Regions from separate parts of the Mus musculus genome. Here region 2 is linked to region 1. A link is a loop called in an ENCODE intact Hi-C map of the cell type or tissue named here. Cell type or tissue: left cerebral cortex. All regions are shown on one strand. Each heading gives the region's core, and the rest is flanking DNA. Links, peaks and the distances in the headings are about the cores only. Region 1 holds the start of Hs3st6 (heparan sulfate (glucosamine) 3-O-sulfotransferase 6). Region 2 overlaps Meiob (meiosis specific with OB domains).

Evidence for each region. Peaks named below come from ENCODE experiments on the same cell type or tissue, not always from the same donor. Only the 100,000 strongest peaks of a DNase experiment are listed, where the experiment ranks them.
Region 2: a loop joins it to region 1, with 3 times the contacts of the local background. A loop is called at or near these places in 27 of 42 quality-filtered maps.

The regions. Positions count from the first base shown.
Region 1 is chr17:24,750,000-24,755,376 of GRCm38, reverse strand. Hs3st6 (heparan sulfate (glucosamine) 3-O-sulfotransferase 6) reads right to left here and starts at 2,389. Exons shown (of 2, transcript NM_001012402.2): 1 at 1,879-2,389. The coding sequence starts at 2,291. In left cerebral cortex, for the core only: no CTCF peak of the experiment used is centred there; no DNase peak of the experiment used is centred there; H3K4me3 peaks cover 1,052 bases.
Region 2 is chr17:24,820,412-24,825,788 of GRCm38, reverse strand. Meiob (meiosis specific with OB domains) reads right to left here. Exons shown (of 14, transcript NM_029197.1): 6 at 2,062-2,257. Among named protein-coding and RNA genes, the nearest start is that of Meiob, 19 kb to the right of the region's middle. In left cerebral cortex, for the core only: no CTCF peak of the experiment used is centred there; no DNase peak of the experiment used is centred there.

The DNA.
Region 1 (5,377 bases), core at 141-5,140:
TCTCCACACACACACACACACACAAAGAGAGACAGACAGACAGACAGACAGACAGACATAGTGGTACCTATAATGAAGATATCTGTAATCCCCTGCACTGATGAGGTGTAGCTAAGGGGATGAGAAGTTTAACCATCCATGGCCACACTGAGAATCTGAGGCTAACATGTGCTACAAGAGACCCTGTCCCAAAAGTAGCAGCAACAAAGCCAAAGAAATAATGTAATGGAGAAGCAGAGAAGATAATAGTTGTGCAAAAAGCAACCCAGGGCCCCTCTGCTGAGTCCAGCAGATACACGGGTCACTGCCTGAATGAGGCAGATCACAGCCCAAGATGAGCAGTACCTCCCCAGTGGCTGCTCCTCTCCCACCTCCCTCCCTCAGCCCAGGTCCTGTGACTGGAGATACCACCATGGTATCAGGTGGTAACTTTCAGAGGCTCAGTGCATGCATGTGATGGGTTGAAGGGACATTACCTGAGAAGCTGCCACCAGAGAGCTATAGCCAAGTGAAGAAGACACTAGGCTATACAGTCCCGAATCCCAGACAGGCCACTTAGCTTACTCCACACTTCTGAGCAAATCCAGAGCAGCAAACCACAGAGGATAACCCTGAGTAGGGTGGGGCCTCGGGTCCCTCCCTTCCCCAGCATCCTCTGCACACTTCCACATGGATCCTGAAGCTGTGCTGTGTCCTGAACGCTCCCTCCTCCCATGCTGAGAACATCAGTGTTCCCGAGAACCTCTCCTCGGGTAGTACTGACCCTTAGAGGTCTCGAGCTTGTTCTCTCCCAAACCCGTTAAGACCGGTCTTAGTGCAAAAGGCAGAGTTAGCAAACGGGAGTACAGAAGAACCCGGGAAACAGTCAGTGTGCCACCCGCACTGACTCTCCAGGTTATCATGGCTCAGCTCGGGCTTGCAGAAGAGGCAAGCCAATATAGCCCCATTTCCCTACATGAAGGAGCAGGGGGCCCTCGATGCCTGCAGGAGGCGGTGGGCGGAGCCTGTGGGTAGTCACACCAGAAGGGAGGAACCAGAATCTGACCATCCACCAGGACATACTGCTGTACCTGGGGTAGTGCTCCCCACATTCCACTGCTGCATCCCAAGTCCTCCTGTATGTAGAAAGGACAGCTACAGAAGGGTGTATTCCAGTCCCCACCCTTGGGCTAAACCAAAGAGCAGAGTCTCCCTCCTCAAAGCCCAGACCTAACTTTCTTCAGACTCCAGCAGCTATAGAGGGCTCCCTGATGCAGGGTGAGGGAGAGATTCTTAGGGGTGGAAAGGCACTTTCTAGAACACTTCTGGAAACCTGGAGGCCCTTCCAAAATATACTTGACTAGTGGTCAGATAATTACCAGTACTTACCCAGAGTTATAGCAGGGAATGGACAGACACGAAGGGATGATAAAGTGACTGAGCTCCAAGTATCTCTAAGGCTGCCAAGTAGCTCCACCGGGATTATATTGATATAAACCATAATAATATATGGATATATATTAGTAGCTTAGTGGTAGAATACTCGTTTAGTACATTTGAGGCTTCAGGTTCAATTCCCTGACCCTCTAAAAAGGAAAGTCTACCTGCCCAGTTATCTCACTCGCTTGAAACTACTTTCAAGATAGGATCATGCCTCGCTGAGTCCCTTGGCCACCCAACAGGAGAACAGAGTTTTCTCTGAGATTTTCTAATTCCTGCGACCCTTGGCTATAGATGGCCTCTCCTTCGAGGGTCGCTGTGCCCAGGAAATCAAGGCTATTTCCCTAACAGGCTTGTTTTAGACCCAGTGCCCAGGATTCTACCCTACTCATCCTGGGTTCTAAGAAAGCACAGTCCAAGGCACACACCGACGAGGCGCGGACCAGCAGGGACGCTCACCGGTACCAGGCGAGGCCGCGATCATAGCACCTGTCGAAGAAGTGGGGTTCAGAGCCAAGTGCACGGACGTCGGGGTGCAACCGCAGGAACTCCAGCAATGCGCGCGTGCCGCCTTTCTTCACACCCACAATGAGCGCCTGAGGAAAGCGCCGGCGCCCCGGGCCGCTGGCCACCGGCAGGCCGGGTGCTCTCAGACGGAGGGAGGTGTGGGGCGGCTCGGCGGGTGCAGGAACCGGAGCAGGGGCGCGGGCGGCAGGTGGACAGCGGCCGGGGAGGGCGAAGAGGCAGTAGGCGCTTAGCAACAGAACTACGAGCGCCAGCGGAGCACGGAGAGCACGCAGTGCAGTCCCCTGGCCCGTCCCCGCACCCTGGAGGTCACCGGCCCCGCCGCCCAGGCCACCGCTACCTGCCATGGGGTCGCTTCGCGCTCAGGCTCGGGAGCGGGAACCGCAGACAGGTGCGCATCCCGGCTATAGTGCGTCGCCCGCTCAACCCCAGGGCGCCCGGCTTCTGGGTTGAGCTCCGCAGCCTCGCAACCCTGGAGCCGGAGAGGGGCGGGGCGGGGCGGGGCGGGGCGGGGCGGGGCGGGGCGGGGCCGAGACGCCCCTCCCCAGCCCTCGCCTGGGACTAGCGACTCCAGCTAACTTCCAGAGCGACCAGGAGCTATCCCAGCTACCCCAACACTCCTCCTGAGCTGGTCTCCGGTTCGCTTGGCTCCAAAGTCTTCGCTCTTACACTACGGGAATGCGTGGCGCGGAGGGACACAAGACTGGGCGAGTGGGAATCCCCGTTCTGTCCTTTAAAAGTCTATCTCTGCCCCTTTGGACCAGGGCGACAGGTGTGCGGCCTCAGCCCCTGTTTCCCGGAGCCAGGGCCTCATCACCGGAGGACACCGTGTCCAGGAATCGCCTGTGCAGGAAGGATGGAGCCAGGCATACATCCGGCGCGGAAAGGGTCCCCATGCATCTTTGAGCCTGTGACAGGAATGCTTGTTGCATTACTTGCCAACAGTCCACCTAGCCATTCATTAGGGTGGGAGCCCTGCCCTGTGGAGAGAGCTTGTCCGATAGTCGGGCCACCATTTTAAAGTCCTTGTATCAAATAGAGCTGGCCTCCCCAAGATGTCAGTGATCCCTTCGGGAAATTGCAAAGCGGTGACACGCCCCCTCGCCCCCCAGGAGTGAAAAGGCCTGTACTAGGAGGCAGGGGAGGCATCTGGGTTCTGTCTGTGGAGCTTCCTCTGAGCATAGTGAGATTCCCGGGGCCCTCACATGTGTGAAACCTACCAGACACTGCAGAAACTTCTCACCCACCCACCCACCCCCACCCCACCCACCCACCCCCACCCCACCCCCGCGCCTCCATGTCCTGTTCCTGGCTCACCGAGTCTACAAAGCTGCTTACTAGGAATGCAGAGGAGGAAAGACTCCATCCAGGATGCCGAATAAGTTGCCCTGACCAGGGAAAAGGTAACGGCGCCTCTTCTTTCTGCCTCTGTCCGACTTTCCTGGCTGCCCAGTCTAGTCCCTGCCCCAGTACCCTTACTCAGCCTCTGCCCTCGGCTCTGTTTATTAATCAGCAGTCCGTGGGTCTCATGGCATCTGAACAAGTCTCACACTGCAGGCTGCCTCTGAGGGACAGAAAACTCCAATGACCCACAGACATTTAGTTCCCACCCTGAGGGCAGCTAGGTACAAGGGGGACATGCACCACCCAAAACTAGTCCCAGACACCAGAGCTACATTTGCTTGTCAGGGCAAGCTGGTGCCAGCAGCCCTGTGGGCGGGTTTTTAGTCCAGCACTGTCTGGGAAGCATGTTAGTACATGTAGGGACCTAGGAAGTTCTTCTTCGGATCTAGCTGTAAATGGGATTTGTTGAAGACAAGCTGGTTCTCCTCTGAGCACTCCCAGGGAGGTCCCATACTGCCCGATTACACCTTCACAGTCTGAGTTGTCACCACTTGAGACTTAGTCCCTGGTAATCCCCCCATCTCCTCAGTGCTGGCTAAGTTCCTACCTCCTGCTGGTGATTTCCTCTGCAGGATGCCTTTCCACAGGGCAGAAGACTCTCCAGGAGACACTGGCCCGGAGCAGCTGAGAGTTTGGAAGCTGACTCTCTTTCTCCATCTTCCCTCTGGCTCTCTTGGCGGGAAGGGGTACAAATCTGGAGATCCCCCTGATGGCACCCATTCCCAAGCTCTCCAAAACTCCTAACATGGTGCTGGCATGCAGAGACTACTCAATACATACTGATTAGAGAGGAGAGGGTAGAAAAGGCATTCTGGAGGTGATGGCCAGATAAGAAGTTAACCAAATTCAGGCAGAAGAGGGAGTGGTAATGGCTGCTCAGCAGAACACAACAGCCAGAGAGATTGGAATGGGAATGCAAGCTCATCTTGCAAGGAGATAGGAGAGGAGAAGGGCCTATTAAAGTCCCTTCCTCTGGCCCATGGCCACAGGCTACGGCCACCATCAAGTCTTTGGGGTGATAGCTTTCTTGAGGTTCAGCTCACATACTATTCAAAACTAGACATCATTGACTTCCAGAACGTTCATCATGTTGTGCAAATATGGCTATCATCGACTTAAATGTTTATTTTAGATTTTATTTTGTTATTTACGTGTAGGACTGGATTTTTTGCCTGCCACTTATGTGTGCATACCACATGTGCCTAGTGTATGAGTATGTCAGAAGAGAGTGTCTGGTCCTCTGGGACTGGAGTTACAGACAGTTATGAGATTCCATGTGAGTGCTAGGAATTGAACTTGAGTCCTCTGGGAAAGCACCCAGTGCTCTAACCACTGGTCCCACACCCACACCTATCAATTTTAAAATATTTTTATCACCCTCCAAAAGAATCCTAGACCCATTAGCAGTCATCCCCTGTTTTCTCTCTTTCAGCATGCATGATAACAAGTCGCCAGTGTGTTTTCTGTTTCTCTGTGCTCACTGGTCTATCACAGACTCATCCAGAGTCTATCAGTTTGCCTCTGACTTCTCTCTGAGCACCACTATTTCCGGGGGCTTCCACAGTGTGGCATGTCAAGGCTCCGTTCCTTTTGTGTCTCACCTGTGGGAAATTTCTGTGGGTCCAAGGTACACCCTCTGAGTGCTGATAGACTCCATTTACCCTGAACCACCACCTTCATGGAGCGCTGGGCTTTAGGGAAGCCCTGAGACACTACTTAGGGGATGGGAAAACACAGTCTAAGGTGAGGGAGGCTGAAGCTGGGGTTCTTTGACTCCCAGGCATCCAGTCACCAATGGGGTGCTGCACAGAGGAGTCAGGAATGAAGGATCAGGGATCCATGGAACCCGCAAAGAGGTCAGAACTGGGTGCTCCCAAACTCCTGGATAGCTAGGTGCTGCTGGGTCAGGAGGAGTTGGGAAGGGAGTTGGAACCTGCGGGCTGAGGACTATTGATGGACGATGAACCTGGGCCAGGGAAATGGGGGATTCTGGCTTAGCTCATTGGCAAAGGTCCTTAACTTGGTGGTT
Region 2 (5,377 bases), core at 241-5,240, 70 kb before region 1:
ATGAAAACTCCCAAGAATCTCTGAACCTAGCTAAGACGCCTATCAATGGAGGAGATGGAGCTTGAACCAGCCACCTCCTATACCCAGGCAAGACTTCCAATGGAGGTATTGGGACACCAACCCAACCACAAAACCACAATTTGTCCTGCCTACAAGATGTGCAGGGGTAAATGATAGAACAGAATTTGAGAGAAGGGCCAAGGCCAAACAATAAGTGCCCAGCTTGAGACCCATGCCATGAGAGGGAGCCTACCCCTGACACTACTAAAGATATTCTGCAATACTATCAGACAGGAGCTTAGCATGACTGTCATCAGAGAGACGTCTCCAAGTACCTGATTGAAACTGATGTAGATAACCATAGCCGAACATCAGATGATGTGGAAGAGAGGGAGGAAGGATTGAAGGAGTCAGAGTGATCAAGGACACCACAAGAAAAACCACAGAATCAACTAACCTGGGCTCATAGAGGCTCATAGAGACCAAATTGCCAAACAGAGAGCATGCAAGGGATGGACCTAGGCTCTCTGCTTTTATGTAACAGTGGTACAGCTGGGTCTTCATGTAGGATTTGTAAAGCAGGAGTAGGGCTATCTCTGACTACATACACTGCCTTTGGATCCCTTTCCCCTAACTGGGCTGCCTTGTCTAGCCTCAGTTGAAGAAGATGCGCCTGGTCTTACTGCAACTTGATAAGCCAAGGGTGAGCACTATCCATGAGAAGCCTCCCCTTTCTGAGGAGAAGGGAAGGGGAGGAGAATGAGAGACAGAGACGGGGAGGAAATGAGAGAGGAGAAGCTTCAATCAGGATGTAAATAAATAACTTGATTAATAAGAAAGGGGGTCTCAGACATAACAAGGGAAGTAAAAGACTGTCTTTGGGGTTGAGAAGTCAAAAGGAGATAAAAGGCATGAGAAGAAGTGATATGACACACAGAAGAGGTGCCCTACTGGGGGTTGGGGTGAGGGGAGCTGTTGTAAAGTTTAACACACAAATGATAGATCACTAACGGGCTTAGAGGAACCTACTAAAGATTTGCTGAAATGGCCAAGGAAGTGATTTCACCTGTATTTCAAGATTGTCATATAGAGAATCGGATCCTCTATCCTAAACAACCATTTTCTGCATGTGTTATATTTTGTGAAGGTATATTTGGGGGGGATGGGGAGTGGAGATGCATGGAGCCACACTTCCAGCCCTCTAAGGTATACTTTTGAGGTCCCCTTTAAATTTTTTGCAGTGCCTATGTCTGTTAAACTGCTAAACTCAGAGCCAGTCAGTTACTGAAGCGATTGCTGATGGAACAGAGGTGGTGACATACCGTGCTGCCCCTGCTTTGTACAGCATGTGCCACAGCAGCTCCCACTGCAGGCCATACTTCTCCCACCCTCCTCCTCTCTGTTCTCAGAGTCCCTCTGAGAACACAGATACAAAAGTTATTCCTTGACTTATTTAAAGAATATTATGGCTGTTCACGCTAATCAGCTTATCCTTTCTATTTATGTCTTTGTTTAACCCAGCTTTTATATAGATAATGGAACATTTTTAAGTACAATAGTGCCTGTTGCAATTAGCAATCAGGAATGATTTTATTGTGTTAGTGATCCACAGATAAAATGCTAATTTCCTTTTAGTGAGAAGTGTTATTTTGTTTTTTCTTTTCTTTCTTTCTTTCTTTCTTTCTTTCTTTCTTTCTTTCTTTCTTTCTTTCTTTCTTTCTTTTTTTTTTTTTGTTTTTTTTTTTTGTTTTTCGAGACAGGGTTTCTCTGTGCAGTCCTGGCTGTCCTGGAACTCACAGAAACTCACAGAAATCCGCCTGCCTCTACAGAAATCCACCTGCCTCTGCTTCCTGAGTGCTGAGTGCTGGGATCACAGGCATGCACCACCACTGTCCTGCTTGAGAAGTGTTATTTTCTTAATTCAACTTACTACCAAGATAAAGAGGGATAATGCCCCAGCTGGTGTTTATGGCATTCTAACACAAGTCAGGTAACTGAGAGAGCCATGCCAAATTGTAGGGAGCTTTGCTACGGTTTTGATTTACTGATTTCCTTACTTACCGATCTCACAGCTGCAAGCACATTAATAATCCTCCCATCAAGACTGTGTCCATTTGCAACAATGTCAGCCAATGAATAATAATCTCGAGATTCTTTAACAGGCAAGTGTATCAAAGAAAGTAACTTGGTATCCACTTCATAAGGGGAGCAAACTTTTACCATTGAGTGATTCTCACTGAGCAATAGTTTATAGTTGCTAAATGAGGAAAACACAACAAGTCAGCATATTATTATTAATAAAAAATACTTTGGTTCACATTCAATTATATAGCTACGTGTGGTGGCCCACTCTTATCATCCCAGCATTTGGCAGTCATATGAAGTTCTGACACATATTCAAGGTCACCAATGTATAGGTAAGGAATTTCAGACTACCCTGAGTTATAATACTAGACCATTTAAAAAACCAAAACAAAATCATATTCAATTACTTTTTCTGTAATTTAGACTGTATTAAGAAATATATATATATTTTTTTAAAGATGTATTTATTTATTTATTTAGTGTATATGAGTACATTGCTGCTCTCTTCAGACACATCAGAAGAGGGCGTTACAGATGGTTTGAGCCACCATGTGGATGCTTGGAATTGAACTCGGGACCTCTGGAAGAGCAGTCAGTGCTCTTAACTGCTGAGCCATCTCTCTAGCCCAGAAAGTTATATTTTTAATATTAAATTTTTGTACAATATTTATTTTCTGTGTATGAAGGTTTTGCCTAAATCTATGCCTGTGTACAATATGAATGTAGTACCTGTAGAGTCCCAAAAATAGCATCAGATCCCTTGGAGCTAGAGTTACAAATGCCTGTGAGCTGGGAATTGGACCTGGGACCTCAGGAAGAGCTGAGCCATCTTTCCAGCCCCTATATTTTTTACTCTTAAAACATCAAATAATGGTATAAAATGTTTTTCTCCATAATGAATTTTATATCAGTCTTTAAATATTTCTTCATTGAAATAATGTTCTTTTAATTAAGAACATATATTGAGAACTTTTTTCTGTGAGTTCTAATCATACTAGTTGTAGGTTCTTGCCCAAGACCTGAAGCTGTAGTCTTCTTTTCTGTTAAACAGGGCATGAAAATACTCTAAAACTTCAGATTATAAAAAACAGAGGCCCCATTGTTTCTTTTTTTAAATTTATTTATTTTATTCTGTGTGTATATTTTTTTTGGCCTGCCTATCTGTGTACCTCATGTGTGCCTTCTACCAGTAGAATTCAGAAAAGAGTATCAGACTCTGTGAACTGGAAGTGCATGGCTGTGAGCCCCAATGCAGGATCTGGGAACTGAACTCAGGTCTTCTGAAACCAGTTCCCTTAACCACTGAGCCATCTGTGTAGCCCCATATGAAGACCTTGACCTTGGCATTATTATCACCAGGTTTCTGACCATTGTTATTTCTTCTATGATGCTGATTGCTTTATCTATGTGCCTGAAGTCAAGAACTCTGTTTGCTTACTTTGTATTGCTAATACATGAAGCAGATTCAGAGTTTTAGAGTGTGGAAGACTCCAGTGATGTTCCCCTTTCCTGGTACCCAAACCTCTCACAAAGCCTCCTTCACAGAGCTCTTTGCCTTAGTTATTCACGATATCATGCCTCCAGTCCTGGCCCTGGTCCCCTGACTCATCTCCTCGGGGACTCATCCTTCACATTACAGTCAACTTGGTCTTCCTAAGCAGGATATTATTTTCCAGCTAAAAGACTTCCTGTTCCTTACTTCTCCCTGAGAAGTGAACATCACTAAGAAGTGTCTCTGCTCCTCCCTTTCCTCACTGCTCTGGAGTCCAGCTATGCCAGGTTATTAGGCTATGAAATTGCTATTTTAGGTGAATATTTGTTAAATGTCAGCAGTTTGCTGTTGCTCAACCTAAAAGTTAATTATTCAAGATATTCTGGAAAATGCCAAGAGGTTTCACATTTGTTGGGTCTACCAAACATGTCCCTCCCACCTCCCATACATATTTACTAAAAATCAATTATGTGACTGTCTCTGATCTAGGCATGGGTAGAACATGATACAAAATACACTTAATCTCATAAGCTCATATATGTGAGCAGGAATCATAAAAAATTCAAGTCATCTCAGAATGTGATCTGGATTCCAACACTAAGAGTAGGGAGAAAGTCCTGCTGAGTGACTGGAAAGGTTAAATGAGTTAACATTCAACCTGAAGAATCAAACATTCAGGTAGATAGGAGAATGTTCTGTGCAGAGGGACTGGAAAGTAGAACGGATCTTAGGGCAGAGTGAGTCCAGGTGTTCATAAAAAGGAAAATTCTCAGTGGCTGCAAAGAGACAAGAGCCATTTATAGACCAGCATGGAGTTAGCTGGCACAGAATTGCCCCTGGACAGAATCACCTTGGAAGTAAGGCTTCCTCTCTCATTCCCTACCCCATCCTGATAAGAAATGAACTACAGGCAATGGATAATTTAGGATACAAAAGCTCTGACCCTCTGCATAAGGCCATGCTCCAAGAAGAGCACACTCCAGAGCTTGCTTCCTCCTGAGCTCCAGCAACAGCCGATCCCCAACCCCATCCTTGCAGGGTTCTCCTAAGAGCCCTCCCTCAATAGGCCACTCGGAAAGAATTTTTCTATCAAGTTCTCCCTCCAGGGAACCTGACCTAAGACAAAGGGCATGTGAGAGGATTAAAAGCCGGATACAATATTATGTACTGCCAGTGTTTATCTTTGTTTAGATATTTTTTAAATATTTATTTTTGTGTGTATTTGTTTTCATCTATGGAAGTCTATGCCATTTGTTTTTGTGGTGTGCAGAAAGGCCAGAAGAGGGTGTTAGCGTCCCTGGACCTATCTGCCTAATAGGAATGCTAGAACTGGATGCAGGTCTTCTGCAAGGGCAGCAAGTGCTCTTAATTGTTGAGCCATCTTTCCAGCCCTTCTAATTGTTTAGTTTTATTCTAACTAGAGTCTTGTTTTTACAAACCTAAGCATTCAGACTCCATATCTGAAGATTCTGCATCCACAAACCCAAACAATCATGTATCAAATTTAAAAAAAAAACCACTATAACTAATACAAATACAGCATAACTACTCACATGGCACTCATATGACATTAGGTGTTATAGGTAACAATGATTTCAAATATAGAGGAAGTTGTGCTTAAGTTGTATGTAAGGAATTTGAGCACCCATGGATTTTGGTAGCCTGGAAGACTTTTTTATTTAACCCTACACAGATACCAAGAGAAAATTAGCTTTTTGTGATTATAAAAATTATAAATTATGTCATTATCTTAAAGATAAATATTCTGGGCTAGTGAGATTGCTCATCGGGTAAGAGCAC